Regions from separate parts of the Homo sapiens genome. Here region 2 is linked to region 1. Evidence: chromatin contacts called from ENCODE Hi-C or POLR2A ChIA-PET data. All regions are on one chromosome and are shown on one strand. Each heading gives the region's core, a stretch centred on a gene start or an enhancer-like site at or near the end of the contact. The rest is flanking DNA. Distances are from core to core; before and after follow the strand shown. Region 1 holds the start of NLGN3 (neuroligin 3). Region 2 overlaps LOC107985688 (a long non-coding RNA gene).

Region 1 (6,946 bases), core at 42-2,541:
AGTCACATTCCTGGATGAAAAATTGCCCTCCATTGGCATGTGCCATCATAGAATAGGTCGTGGAAGGACCGTTTGGTTCTAGGAGGAAGAGAGACCAGTAAAAATAAGCACCCTTTCTCTCTCTGCCCTACTGCCAGAACTGCCTGTTCTCACGTGACCCACCTTGGCAGTTACCCAGGATGACTTGCTCGCTCCCATTTTACAGTAGAGAAAACTCAAAACTGTTGCCCCAGAGTCACATTTGGAGCTGCGGCAGGGCCATTCTCGCCCTCTTGCTTTCCAGTTTGAGTTCTAGATCCAAGGCTGTCCAGGAGAGCCAACTGGTTTACTACAATGGAGTCTTGGAGTCTTCTGCCCTGCCTAGCTAGGGCTGGAAGAGGATCAGCCTCAGCCTTGTGAGTGGGTGGTACAGGATGATTTGACAACTTAAGGATAACATGCAAGCCATAGTTGCACCCTATTACTGGGAAGTGTCTAGTGTGCTGGCAAAACCAGGAGCACCAATCAGTACCCAAGTTATAAAAAATAAAATAGCCCTCTTTGAGGCCCACGAAGCCCTTGCTTATATGGGACTTACCAAGTTTAAGAGTTGCGTGCACAAGGAATGGAACTCCCCAACAGTGTAAAGGCAAACATGACTGAAGCTTTCTTCTCACTTATTCTATCCTGACATAAACATTCTGAGGAGCCACAGGAGTACAGGCTTGGCTGGGATGAGGGACATTCAGAGGGGCTTGGGGGTTGCTAAACAAATGGCAGGTGCGCCACATACAAAAACACAAGACACAAAGACACTGAACCTGGAGGGGAGAGACTGAAATGGTCAGACAACTGGCATGCTGACAGTCTGACATGCCCCAGCAGAAGCAGCAGAAGGGAACAGCATTGACCTTTGGGAGAGTGACAGGATGAGAGCAGAGTGGCCCCACTGGTTGCTGCTTGGGTAGTGCTGGCGCTGAGAAATAAGGGATGCTGATTGAGGTGGAGGTGTGTTTTTGTGTAGTATGACTGAGGGTTCCTGCAGGCAGTGCCTCAGTTTCTCCCTTTGGGACAAAGTCTCAAGCTTTGCGGGTAAAGTTTGGGCTAGCTGCCCTGGAAGATCACCTGTCTGATAGCTTGCAATCTGAGGTGTGTGTGCGCGCCCGCGTGAGAGAGAGGGAGCGGAACGTGCCTGAGCATGGGGGGAATTGGGCCATGCCCCAGGACTTGAGCCATCTCTGGCACAAAAGGAGTTAATGGCAGGGACCGCGCCCCCCCGTGTCCGGGAACGCGCAGCGCGCCCCCTCGGTGCGCGGGCACAGCAGCCAGGCTGCCGGAGAGCTGATCTCGGGGATTCGGGTGCGGAGCCCTTGGCCTGGAGGCGATATGGGTGGTCCGTGGCCCGGTTCAGTCGCTTGCAGCAGCCCGGGGAACAGGTGAGGCCGCCTGCCCCGGTCTCTCATCCTCTAGCTGCCCATACCTTGCCCCCATCCTAACCCCTCCCAATCCCAGGCTCCTCCACTCCCCAGCCAGTGGCCCCCATCCCTCTCAACCCCATGTTCTCCATCGGTACCCCTGACCCCCGATCCTCCCCCGCTTCTGTTCTCCCTTCTACCTCCTCCCTAAATCCCGCATCCCTAACATCCTCCCGCCCATGGTCCCTCTATTTCCACAGCCCATCCCGCATGCTCATCAAAATACCCCTATTGAGGGCCCCCAGCCCCATCCCGGGATTGCACATTGCCAGTCCCCCCTCCCCTGCAGTGCAGCCCCATCCCCCTTCCATCATAGCATCTCATAGCCAGGCTCCCTCCCCCACTATCTGCAGCCCCCCCACCCAATGGAGGCCTTTATCCTATCCTCCCCCATTCCAGTGCAACTCCATCCCCCAATCCATTCCAAGCCCTCGTAGCCCCCAATACTGCAGTTCTCAATATTGGTCCATTCCTGCACAATGCCCCGCGCCCAGCACCGCTGCAGCCCCAAAAGTACCCCGAGATGCCATTCTCATCCCCGGCATTGCTGCCTCCCCTTGTCTTCTCCCAAATTGCAAGTTGGACCAGGATGGAGATCTTGGCCTTGGGGATTCACAGTGGGTCCTAGGGTACAGAGGGCGTTTGGGGGTCGGTCCGATTGTCTAGGTGTTCACGGGGGAGGGGCTGCAGGGAATTGACTCAAAGGAGAATTTGGCATTTGGCGCCGAAGGGTTACTGGAGAGGAGGGCATCCCGAAAGGGTTAATGGAATTTGTGGGTTGGGGGCAGCACCGAGGGGGTTAATGTGGGGGGGTTGCTGGTGGGGAAGCTGTGTGAATGAGCGGTCTGTGCCCTGGAGTTGCCATGGAGACGGTGAATGGGGGGATTGTGTGAACTCAGCTGCGGACTATGCCCCCCCCAATACACACACCCACCCACTCCCTCCTGCCCCACCTCCCTACTCCTACCCCTTCCTTCCCCTTCCCCTCCTCCCCACACCCGGGTGCATTCTGGGCAGTGTCTGGGATCTTACCCCCCATACTTTGCTCCCCATTTCCTCATTTCCTCTGAGCCCCCACCCCTTTAGCCACTTTACCCGCCCTCCCTCCTCTTCCTTTTTCTTCTCTCTCTCTCTCTCTCTCTCTCTCTCTCACACACACACACACACAGACACACACACACACACACACACACACACACACACACACACACACACACATTCTCATTCCCCTCTCGTGGTGGCTGATTGCCGGGCGTTCCCAATCTCCCTCCCCCACCCCTTCAGCCAGTTCTTAAAGGAGCAGGCCTGCAATCTGGGAAGGCGGGAGAAATGGAGGAAAACTAAATGTGCATGTGGCGTGGGTGTGCGTGTGTGTGCGTGTGTGTGCGGGAGCATGCGGGAGTATCTGTGTGTGCCTGTGTCTATGTGTTGACTGTGTAACTGTGTCAGAAGGCCTATGTGTCTGAGTGTGTTGCTATTTCTGTTTCTGTCTCCACCTATGTGTCACCATTATGCTGCATGTGTCTGGATATTTACCTATGCGGGTATGTGTGATTATATTTCAGTAAGTCTCTATGTGTGTCTCTGAATGTATCATTCTGTGAGGCTCTGGCTGTGTGAGGTGCTCTGTCTCAGAATGTGGGACTATATGAGGGGATCTCTGTGGGTTTGGAATATATGTCTCTGTGAGTGAATATCGCAGTGTCTGTGATCCTGGCTTGGTCTCTCTCATTCCCTCTTTGAGTCTTTGTGAGTTTATTTCTATGAGTCTCTGAATATGTGTTCCCCATGCTCCGTTGTTTATTTTATAATACACCGGAAGAGCATCCACAATGCCTAGGGTGCTAGGCAGAACTCTTTCTGCCTCACTTCTGGAATTCGGTGTGAATTAAGAGAGAGCCAACCGAAAGGACCAAGGCTTAAGGATTTGGGAGCAGTGAGGGCTGAGGAGAAATGTACAGGAGGGGCGCAGGAGGGTCCGAGGAGGACTCCCGTGAATGGCTGTCCCGCCCTCTGCCCTGCCTGAGGGTGAGGGAGTCTCTCTGTGGGACTCTGCCGATTTGCTGCTTTCTGTTCTTGTGTCTTAGTGTCCCGGAGTGAGGTTGACAATCCCACCCTGTCCTGAAGTGGAGGTCCCTGTGTGGGCTTACCAGGTCCCAAGGGCTACACAGCTCTGTTCAAGCAGCATGCCCAGGGACCTGAGCTCCATTTTTGTTTCTCCCCACCCCCTGGCTGTCACATGCTATTCTGGCTCCAGCCGACCCTGATGAACCCCTTTGGCTGTAGAATTGAAGTTGGGCACCGGGAACTTGCAGTGGCAACAACTGTCACTGTCAAACCCCTTGGATTTTCCAGCCATGGCCAGGCACATAGAATGGTTCTGATTGGCAGTGGATCATCTGTGGGATCACAGTCCCTGGGCCCCTGGGCATGTGAAACCTCTCCTACCTATAAGAGAATAGCCCAAGCCCAGCAGGGCCCCCAAAGACCAACTCTGTTGCCCTCCCAGACCATCTTGGATGACGCATACTTCCCTCTTTCCACAGGCCTGTCTGGCCCTGAGGGAGTCCCCTTTCTGAAGCTGTGGTGCTTGGACGACCTGCTCTCTACATTGCTGGGCACCTGTAGGTGTCCCTCGAGAGCTCAGTTTTGAGGTTCAAGTCAGTGTGGCCATGAAGGGGCTGCCTATTGGGCTGATGCTGTGACCCTGGAGTCTGCCTCTCCTGCCAGTCCCCCTGCCCGGAACATGTGGCTGCGGCTTGGCCCGCCCTCGCTGTCCCTGAGCCCCAAGCCCACGGTTGGCAGGAGCCTGTGCCTCACCCTGTGGTTCCTCAGTTTGGCGCTGAGGGCCAGTACCCAGGCCCCAGCACCCACAGTCAACACTCACTTTGGGAAGCTAAGGGGTGCCCGAGTACCACTGCCCAGTGAGATCCTGGGGCCTGTGGACCAATACCTGGGGGTGCCCTACGCAGCTCCCCCGATCGGCGAGAAACGTTTCCTGCCCCCTGAACCACCCCCATCCTGGTCGGGCATCCGGAACGCCACACACTTTCCCCCAGTGTGCCCCCAGAACATCCACACAGCTGTGCCCGAAGTCATGCTGCCGGTCTGGTTCACTGCCAACTTGGATATCGTCGCTACTTACATCCAGGAGCCCAACGAAGACTGTCTCTACCTGAACGTCTATGTGCCGACGGAGGATGGTGAGTGCTGCGGCCAGGCACTGTGCCCTCCCTGCCTCCCGCCTGCCCTGCTGTGTTTGTGGCTTGCATGTGGTTGTGTGCCCTGCAGCATGCATCTGTCTGTCTGTGAAAATGCTTCTAACCATCACTCTGCTTGGCCTCCCACCCCCCTCCCTGTTCTTCCCTCTCCCAGCATTGTCCGAGCTCCCATGTGTGAGTGACACTGTTGCCAGGAGGGGCCTGGCCCGGCCTGAGAGCTCTGACGGGTCTCGGTCCAGTGCTGGATGGGGGTCCCCTGGGGGAGTATGGGTCACGGCTGGCAGCTACCCGCGGGAGGATGCTGGCTCCACCAGGCCCCCCTGTTGCCATTCCACCTGCTTCGAAAGGTGGTAGGTGTGTGTGGCCAAGGGCACTGGGTGTGTGGGGGGTGGGGCAGCAAGCCTGGTGGGTGATGCTTAGGTGCCTCCTCTTTCACTAGCTGATGCCTCCTCCCGCGGGGGTCACACTAAGGTAAGTGACAGAAACAAGGAGATGGTGGGACAGGCTCTCTGCCATGTGCCGCCTGCAGAGCAGCTCAGCTCTTGGGGCCTGGGGGGTGGGGGGTGCATGCCCCTGGGCAGAGGCCTCCTGTTATTTTTTAGTTTTTTATTCATTTTACAGTAAAGCGGATTTCCAAGGAATGCGCCCGAAAGCCCAACAAGAAAATTTGTAGGAAAGGAGGTAGGTAGCGAGCCGGCGGGGAGGGAGAGAGAGAGAGAGGGAGGGCTGCCTGCCCACCTGCCCTTGCCCCCAGGACCCAGCCTTCCTCCAAGTAGCCCAGGCTCAGGGGGCAGTAAGCAGGCATAAGCGCCACCTCATCTGAGGGCCCTGGCTGCCTTGCAGGGAGGATTTGGTGGCCTAAGGCAGGCTCAGAGCAGAAGCAGCAACCCTATTTCTTCCAATCTTCCCAGCCCCAAATTCCACCCTAAAGTGTGTGCCAAAGGCAGAGCCAGTGGCTCTCTCGGTGACACCTCAGGAGAAACTCTAGGAAGCCAAGATGGAGCCAGAGGCTCCACCCTTTTCCTAGTGGGTGGAGCCAGAAGACCATCCCTTCTGTGTTCTTTCTCCTGGATTGAAAGTCTAGACTCAATTTTCCCACCCTGAAGCTTAGACCAAACGTGTACACAGGTTTAGTAACTCCTGCCATACACACCTCTGTCTCCCACCCCACTACCTCTGGCCAGAGTGTAGCTGATAGACCCAGGCTGCTCTGGTGGCAGAACTTGGGGGTCTCTGGGAACTATGGACTTTAAAGGAGGCAAAAGATCCTGAATTTTAAATTTACCCTCATGCTGAGAGGAGTTTCTCCCCCTGTATAATAATTCTTCCTGTTGGAATATCACTTCATGTTTTCTGTAAAGTGCCTTGGCATTTACCTTAGAGAATCCTCCCTGTATCTCTGGAAGCGTCTAAGGCAGGAATCAGTATCCCAATTTTACAGATGAGGAAACAGGCCCAGGGGAGTGACTTGCTGCTGCTCAAGGCCCCTGTCGCTGGTCTGTGGCAGAGCTGGGACCAAAACCTGGGTCTCTTGACCTTCAGGGCGTGTTCTTTCCACTGTAGCACACAGAAGCAACTCCCATCTGCTCATTCCCATCTCCCCAACTCAAAAAAAATGGTGAGATGTGGCTGGGCTGGGGAGAATTGGAACAGTAACAGCCTAAGGAACAGGTGGAAAAATCACAGCTTGATCCCTACAACCCTCTGGCAAGCTGGGAGTTTGTTTTCCTTTGATGTCCTAGGGCAGAGTTTCTCAGAATGGGGTTGCCAGGATTTCTGGGATGGGGTGCTCCTTACTGAATAAGAATTTCTGGGGGCAGAGCCTGGAAATCTATATGTTGAACATGAGCCCTGAGCGCTTCTAATGCACACCCGAGCATGGAATGAGACCCGCTGCTGTAGGGATAGTATTTCACCACAGCCCCATACCCCACCCAGGACCTCACACACCATAGGCAATTGATGTTTTTTGTGTAATTCAGAAGCATCATGGTGCTGCAGAAAGAGTACAGGTCTGGGAAGCACAAGGCCTGAGTCCCAGCTCTGCTGCCAACTCACAGTGAGACCTTAGGCAAGTCTTGTCCTTCAAGAACCTCTGTTTCCACATCTGAGGTTGGTAGGGTACAGTTCTGGCCTTAGCATTCCATTAGCCTGTAAATGAATTCAGGAGGAAGGTCTCTTAAACCTGCAGGAGAGGCCGGGCGTGGTGGCTCACGCCTGTAATCCCAGCACTTTGGGAGGCCGAGGCAGGTGGATCACGAGGTCAGGAGA
Region 2 (7,594 bases), core at 1,705-4,204, 36 kb after region 1:
GGGTTTAACATCTCCGAGTCTGTTTGCTCATCTGTAAAATAGGGACAGGACGATTACACCTACCTCACAGAGTTGTTGTAAGGATTAAATGAGAAGATGTATGTGAATGTGCTTCGGAAACTGTAAGCATTATACAAATGTCAGATATTATTATTATGACTGAGTGCCTACTGTGTTCCTCAGTATAGGCTATAAAAAGATAAATACGACATAGTCTTTGCCTTCAGGGAGCTCACAGTTCTGTAGCAGAGATATGTTCACAAATAGCCGTGGTATAAAGTATAACAGGGCAAAATGGCCCAAGTTATTACAGTAATTCAGAAGAGGGAGCAGGCCCTTCAGACTGGGGGGAACCAAAAGAGAGGCTTCAAAGAGTTTGATCTGTACCCTGACAAATGGGATGGATCTGACAGATGGACACGGCTGAGAGAGGACAGCATTCCAGGTGGAGGAGTCTAGGGATGGGTATTTATGGAACGCGTCTGCGGTGCTGGAAGCAGGCCTGTTTGATTGTAAGAAGTAATGAGGCTGGTCAGCCACATCACAACTTTTTTAGACACGGTCATTTTCAGCATGCCCAGGGTAGAGCATTCAGTCCTTCAGAAGGAGGACTAGAATTTAAGCAGAGCCTCTGAGGTCTCATGTCTGTTGTTCAACTGACCTCCTTGGAGAAAAACAACTCTTCTGGAGGGTGGTGGCATCCAGAAAGGTTCTAGGAAAATCACCTTTTTCCTTTTCTGAAGCTGAAAAATAGGTCTCTGGGAAGAACAGGGACTAATGCCACATTTAAATCCTAAAAATCGGCCAGGCGCGGTGGCTCACACCTGTAATCCCAGCACTTTGGGAGGCCAAGGCGGGTGGATCACCTGAGGTCAGGAGTTCTAGACCAGCCTGGCCAACGTGGTGAAACCCTGTCTCTACTAAAAATACAAAAATTAGCTGGGTGTGGTGGCGGGCACCTGTAATCCTAGCTACTCAGGAGGCTGAGGCAGGAGAATCGCTTGAACCCAGAGGCAGAGGTTGCAGTGAGCCAAGATCACGCCATTGCACTCCAGCCTGGGCCACAAGAGTGAAACTCCTTCTCAAAAAATAATAATAATAAATCCTAAAAATCTTCAGCTGGAAGTGGCTCTGGCTTAAGAATTCAAGAGTTTTCATTGAAGGAGGGTCATCTGCCATATCTGAAAGGCTTCATATTCTTCAATTTCATGTGGGGAGTGGGGAGGGAGAGGAAAATAGTTCAAGGGCTCTCAAGGTCCATTTCCTGATGGTTTCTTCGGACCTATGGTTATGATTTGGTGCCACCTGGTGTCCGAGACAGAATATAGCGCCCTTGTGTAGAAGCCGCCTTCCCCCTCCTTCCTAAATCAAGAGCATTGAACTGCTTCCCAGCATCTAGGGATGGGGCTATCTTCCTTCCAGTAGGATAGAACCAGCCATTCAGAGGCACTCTGGGGTCTGTGTAAATGGAAAAGAAGAGGAGGAAAGGGAAAGTCCTGAACCAGGCCTCATAGCCATCCTTTCCTATGTTACCAAAGTTTATATTTTTCCCTAGAGTACCCCTGGGGTAAATAGAGTATCTTCCCCCAGAGTACTTTCCCCAGAATACTACAGGACTGGGTTTGCCATGTCCCTCTCTCTCTACCCCCACACATTCTCTTATGATGACTTGAGTATCCACAAAAGATTATTACAACACCTCTCTCTCAGACGTGACCAAGAGAAATTGTCATGATTGTCTAGGGTGGCCAAGGGAGGAGCAGTAAATGAGTCTTGTTCCCCCTGAGCTCAAGTTTAAATGTTGTTTCTTCCTGAGTGGGCTATACTATTCTAGAACGACTGAGCTAGAATAGCTCCTCCATAAGAAACCTGTTTATTGAAACTACACTTAGAATTCCTACAGCCCCTCTTAAAGGTTAGGGGAGGGAGAAACGGTGCCTCAGATAACAGAACAGATGGTGGCCCCCTTTTCCCTCAAGCCCCATTCCTAAATAGATTCAAAAGGATCAATAAAACTGACACTGAGGCTGGGTGCGGTGGCTCACACCTGTAATCCCAGCACTTTGGGAGGCCGAGGTGGGCGGATCACTTGAGGTCAGGAATTTTTGAGACCAGCCTGGCCAACGTGGTGAAAACCCGTCTCTACAAAAAATACAAAAATTAGCTAGGTATGGTGGCGGGTGCCTGTAATCCCAGCTACTCTGGAGGGTAAGGCAGGAGAATCACTTCAACCTGGGAGGCGGAGGTTGCAGTGAACCGAGACCGCGCCACTGCACTCCAGCCTGGGCGACAGCCTGAGACTCTGTCTCAACAACAACAACAACAAACAAACAAACAAAAACTGGAGTGGTCTGATGATAACTTATAAAGGAGTATTAGTAGAGCATAGTTTGAGGGGATGGCTTGAACTGGGATGGCCAGAGCTGAGCAAGGACAAGACTGAGCTAATGAAAAGGTTAATCCTTCTGCTACTACTTCCATTCCTAGGTACCCTTAAAGTCTGAGTTTCTGTTGTGCCCACTCAGGCTCTTCTGGGTGCTGGAGAATCCTGGACCAGCTCTCAGTTTGGATTGTCAATTGCAGGTGAGGGGCATGAAAATGGCAGAAGTGCAAAAGAAAGAAACCATCAGCTAGATTTGAATGCTTCGATTCATGGATCACTACTTTTATTTGCCTCAGTTCTTCCCTGGTCCCTATATTACAGGGCTGCCAGAGTGCATGCCCTCTAACTGTACCGGCTAAGAAGTAAACAAATTCCTTTTTATCTTTTAGTTAAGACAAGGCTGCAATTTTTGAAAAGTAACATTTGCTAGGACACTAATGAATAAGAAAGTAACCAAAAGAGGTAACAAGAGAACACACAAACAAATGGGCTTACAGTGTTCACATTTCTTATCTTGTATCAACTAAAGTTTAACCATAGTTGGCCGGGCCTGATGGCTCACACCTGTAATCCCAGGACTTACGGAGGCCGAGATGGGCAGATCACCTAAGGTCAGGAGTTTGAGACTAGCCTGGCCAACATGGTGAAACCCTGCCTCTACTAAATAAAAATAAAATAAACCCCATCTCTACTAAAATACAAAAATTAGCTGGGCATGGTGGCACACTCCTGTAACCCCAGCTACTCGGGAGGCTGAGGCTGGAGAATAGCTTGAACCCGGGAGGTGGAAGTTGCACTGAGCTGAACCACTGCACTCCAGCCTGGATGACAGAGCGAAATTCCATCTCAAAATAAATAAATAAATAAATAAATAAATAAATAAATAAATAAATAAAGCTTAACCACAGAGGAGGCCAGGCGCAGTGACTCACGCCTGTAATCCAAGCACTTTGGGAAGCTGAGGCAGGTGGATCACCTGAGGTCAGGAGTTCGAGACCAGCTGGGCCAACATGGTGAAACCCCATCTCCACTAAAAGTACAAAAAATTAGCCAGATGTGGTGGCAGGTACCTGTAATCCCAGCTACTTCGAAGGCTGAGGCAGCAGAATCACTTGAACCCGGGAGGCGGAGGTTGCAAGGAGCCGAGATCGTGCCATTGCACTCCAGCCTGGGCAACAAGAGTGAAAACTCCATCTCAAAAAAAAAAAAAAAAATCATAGAGGAAGTTATCTGGTACAATGTATAGGGCACCTAAGCAAATCCTTTTTTGCCAGGGTAACCTTTCCCAACTCATGAGAGGTCAGAGGTTAGACAAAGCTGCGTAGACCCGAACCTGAAGGTTGGTGCAAAAGTAATGGCGGTTTTTGCAATTACCTTTAACGGCAAAAACCGCCATTACTTTTGCACCAGCCTAACAGATCTAGTGAGTTTCACAGTCCCTGGTGGAATCGGTTTCCCATACTGCTCTCAGTGCAGAGACCCTAGTGGGTGCCTTCTGTCCTGGCACGTGCTGCTTTCCGGTTCTGCGGTTACCCTGGCCCTTGGGTTTCCCCCACCCTCCTCCCATCCTTTTCAGGCTCCCGGAAAGAGAAGACCCCCAGTGAAACTCCACCCCTTCACATAGTTTTGATGACTTAGGACATGTGTTCGGACAAATACAAAAAAATGTGCTTACGATTCTAATTAGAAAAAGACACTTAGAATTGAGACTGCTTCTGAAAATCTGATCCTGTGCTGGCAGTTCCTGTTGTTCTCAGCTAGTATTTCGTTTTAGTCCCCTAAAGTGGCCATGTGACCTTGATAGCAAACGCCATCTTTCTGCGGAGCCCGCCTGAGCTGCGGCAAGCTGCTCTGACGGCTCGCTAGCAATCTGCCTTTTCCGATTTCAAAATCTTTAGACCGCCCACCAAAACCCTTTTTCCGGTCGGAGAGGCCCGGCAGGCTCTCAGGTCATTTGCGGAGCAAACGTGATTGACACGATCTGCGTCTAATGAATGTTCGTCTGCTTCCCAGCTCGGATTACTAGTTCCGCTCCCTTTCCCAGTTTGTTTTTGATGACTCATCCCTCAAATTCTTCACACACTCGCCTGATTCCCGCCCCTCCCGTCCTCTCTCTCCTCGCTCCCACTCGACGCCCACCCCCCACCTCCGCCGCCTCGCCCTAGGGAAGTGGATTTGGTGAATCCTATCGAGGATCGTTTTTTTACAGTGTATTTTGAACATATAGAAGCAAAAAGCACAATTTCCGTACAGGAAAGAGGAGGTTCATTTCCTTATAAGGAGCTTAACCCCTCACTGTTCTTTGAGCTTTTTCTCGTCCACAAGATCGGGGTGGGAGCAGGGGCAGGAGAAACGACAGCGGGGCTTTTGCCACTCAATTTCCAGTTCAATTCCAGAACCCCCGCAGCTCTGAGTCCCTAGCAAAGGTCAGCTGCCTTGCCCCAACAGCCGGCCCCACTGAGGGAGGAGTCCGGGGGAGTACAGTCAGGGTTGAAAGTTTACAAACATTTCTCTGGGTCTCGGGCATCTGCAGTGGGCACCTGCGGTGGGCACGTATGACAGTTTTGCCGGGGGCTGCAAATGCAAAATTGCAGCCCTAAAGAGGAAACAGACCTTCAGTCGTTAATAGGAGGAGGGGGAAAGGAAGGGGGAGTAAGAAAAGTAGGGAGCTGAGACTGAACTAACAAGCTCTTCTGGACCCAGACCCCTGAAATAGGCGAATGAATGGACTTCCACCTGCACAAGAAATCCTAGCTTTCCTGGATAGGGTCAAATGAAGCCAATAGAACATCCATAGTGAGAAGTTGGCAAGAGACTGGCTAAATTTGCCCCCTTTGGGCTGCTTCTTGTAGTCTCATTTGCTCTTTGATGCTCACACAACCATCACCACTTCTCTGCTGTGTCTCTTTATCCCACAGCTAAAGCATGTGATTGAAAACTTGCAGTTTGACCTAAGTTTAACACTGCCTTGTATAGGGCTTTGTGAATAATGGGTGCAGGATCAATTCCCCGGAGCCTGAGTATCATACCAAAGGCTAGAGACTCAGGGGCCTCCCAGTCTGCAAAGTGCTCTCAGACTCAGGCACATATTCTGAGGGAGCTTTTGCATTTTGGTCTTGGATCTCCAGGAGAGGACAGGAGTTTGCCGATTGGGAAAACAAAGAAGGTGCTAAGAAATAGGTGACCACCTTATTTTTTTATTCCCTCCTAAGCAGCCCCGCTGCTCTCCCTTTGGAGGCCCCTTGGCTAAGTCTCATCCAAAGTTCATTTGCATTGTCCAGCTTGCCCCTCTGGCCTCAGAGAGGAATGTAGCCAATGAACAGGAAAGAGGAGGCATGCTTTCTGTCCCTGCTGGGGTGGAGAGTAAGTGGAGACACGAATCCTACCCCCTCCCCAGTTTCTGCTTCCAGCGCCTCTCCTTCATCTTCATCACAAAACATTTCTGAGGCATTTCTCTGTCCAAGACTCTGTCCACATTACTTTACACGTAGTCGTTGCCTTGACAATCAGAGACAACAAGGGTTGAGTGACACTAAAAATGCAGAAAGCGGCCAGGCACGGTGGCTCATGCCTGTAATCCCAGCACTTTAGGAGGCCGAGGCAGACGGATCACTTGAGGTCAGGAGTTCCAGACCAGCCTGGTCAACATGGTGAAACCCTGTCTCTACTAAAATCACAAAAATTAGCTGGGCATGATGGTTCATACCTGTAATGCCAGCTACTCAGGAGGCTGAGGCAGGAGAATCGCTTGGACCTGGGAGGCGGAGGTTGCAGTGAGCCAAGATCGTGCCGCTGCACTCAGTGAGACCCTGTCTTAAAAAAATAAAATAAAAAAAGAAAATGCAGAAAGCACATACATGCAGGGTGGGGAGAAGTAGGTTCATGTGTAAAATGTGTAATCCACAAATGTTCACACCAGCCACACATCTGGGGTCAGTGCAATTTCAGGGGGAAGGAATCAGGATAAATGCATGTAACTGAGATGAAAAGTGGGAGTGGGCAATCGTGAGAGTTTTTTGTTTATCTAGGCAGATTGGGACCAGGAAAGCTATTGGCTCTCAACTGCAAAGGATTCCTAGAGGACATGGGATTGCAGAAATAGCTGAGTGACAGAACCAAATGGAGATAAGGTATTTGCCTCCCGAGGTGGGAGTGGGATTAGCAAATGGAATCGACTTTGATCAGGAAATGGAATAACCAGTGATTGTTATTTCTTTTCCTCCTCCCCTCTCAACACACGTTTGTTGAGTGCCAATTCTGTCGTAGATACTGGAAACATAAAAACAATAACGATAGAAAATAGTTCTTGGATATTTACTTAGGTGCCAGGTATATATTAAGCATGTTATCTTCTTTAAATCTCACAGTGACCTTCTGATGTAGGTATCATTATCATGCCCATTTTGCAGATGAGCCAGCTGTGGTTCAAAGAGATGAAGTGACTTACCCCAACACCACACAACTAGCTGTAAGTGAAAGAAGTGGGATTTGAATCTAGGAAATTAAAGTCTAGAGCCTGTGCATTTAATCAGTATGCTCTACCTTATCTTTTAGAAGGACAGTGATAGAAGTTGGATTCCTTTGGTGACAGGGGATGCTAGAACAGGGAGGGTCAGGACTTTGAGAGCAGACAGATGGTCCAGGGTAAAGCAGAAGATCCCAGAAGTAGAAGCAGAGCCTCAGCCAGCTATTTAGACAGGCAGGTAGAGCAAGCATCTGGGTAACCAGGATGCAGCAGAAGCCAGGAGGAAGCCCAGACAGGCAGGTGGTTGGCAGCCAGAGTGTCTGGCAGCCAGTGACAGAGGCCCTGCCATGGGGCCTGGGCTTCCAGGGAAGGATGCCAGGTGTCAAAAGGTCTGGCAAGAGCTAGACAAGCACTATCCCTGTGAAGATGAAGGTGCCAGATAGGGCACTAAGGTAGGACGCAGGAGCTGGGGGCACCAGAACAGGTGCTTCAGGAAGGGGCTTCTGTACAACAAAGCAGGAAACAGTCTACGAGAGCAGGGACCAACTTCACTTATTCACCCTTCCATCTACTCTTTCAACAGCATTTTTTGAGCTCTTGCCATGTTCCAAGTACCATGCTAGGCTCTGAGGTAACACACAGTCCGGTAGGGGAGCCAGACCTGTTTTACAGGTATCTCCAATACTGTGTGATAAGTTCTATATTAGAGGCACAGACAAACTGTGTGGGGATGGGGGTAGGGAATA

Evidence for each region. Hi-C counts contacts between places; a loop is a spot of excess contacts on that map. ChIA-PET counts read pairs that join two places held with the same protein, here RNA polymerase II (POLR2A). Pooled maps may share reads with other maps.
Region 2: a loop to region 1 is called in a map of prostate gland, with 7 times the contacts of the local background. The contact joins the enhancer-like site here to the promoter of NLGN3 in region 1. A Hi-C loop is called at or near these places in 5 of 168 maps with a recorded cell type or tissue (CD4-positive, alpha-beta T cell, K562, dorsolateral prefrontal cortex and 2 more) and 14 of 50 pooled maps. POLR2A ChIA-PET finds 5 or more read pairs at or near these places in 9 of 52 experiments (AG04449, CD4-positive, alpha-beta T cell, H1 and 4 more).

The regions. Positions count from the first base shown.
Region 1 is chrX:71,143,550-71,150,495 of GRCh38, forward strand. NLGN3 (neuroligin 3) reads left to right here and starts at 1,292. Exons shown (of 8, transcript NM_181303.2): 1 at 1,292-1,415; 2 at 4,001-4,657; 3 at 5,297-5,356. The coding sequence starts at 4,201. It overlaps LOC124905197 (a long non-coding RNA gene), which reads right to left. Exons shown (of 4, transcript XR_007068262.1): 3 at 6,734-6,826; 4 at 1-78. RefSeq lists a silencer at 2,108-2,363 and enhancers at 3,938-4,484, 4,485-5,031.
Region 2 is chrX:71,177,822-71,185,415 of GRCh38, forward strand. LOC107985688 (a long non-coding RNA gene) reads right to left here. Exons shown (of 2, transcript XR_001755878.2): 2 at 5,561-6,196. Among named protein-coding and RNA genes, the nearest start is that of NLGN3, 37 kb to the left of the region's middle. RefSeq lists enhancers at 4,112-4,161, 4,218-4,512, 4,562-4,651. Within about 2 kb of position 2,955, at least 10 of the 41 ENCODE cell types and tissues checked have a DNase peak (open chromatin) inside an H3K27ac peak, as active enhancers do; they include CD4-positive, alpha-beta T cell, where a contact is called at or near this core.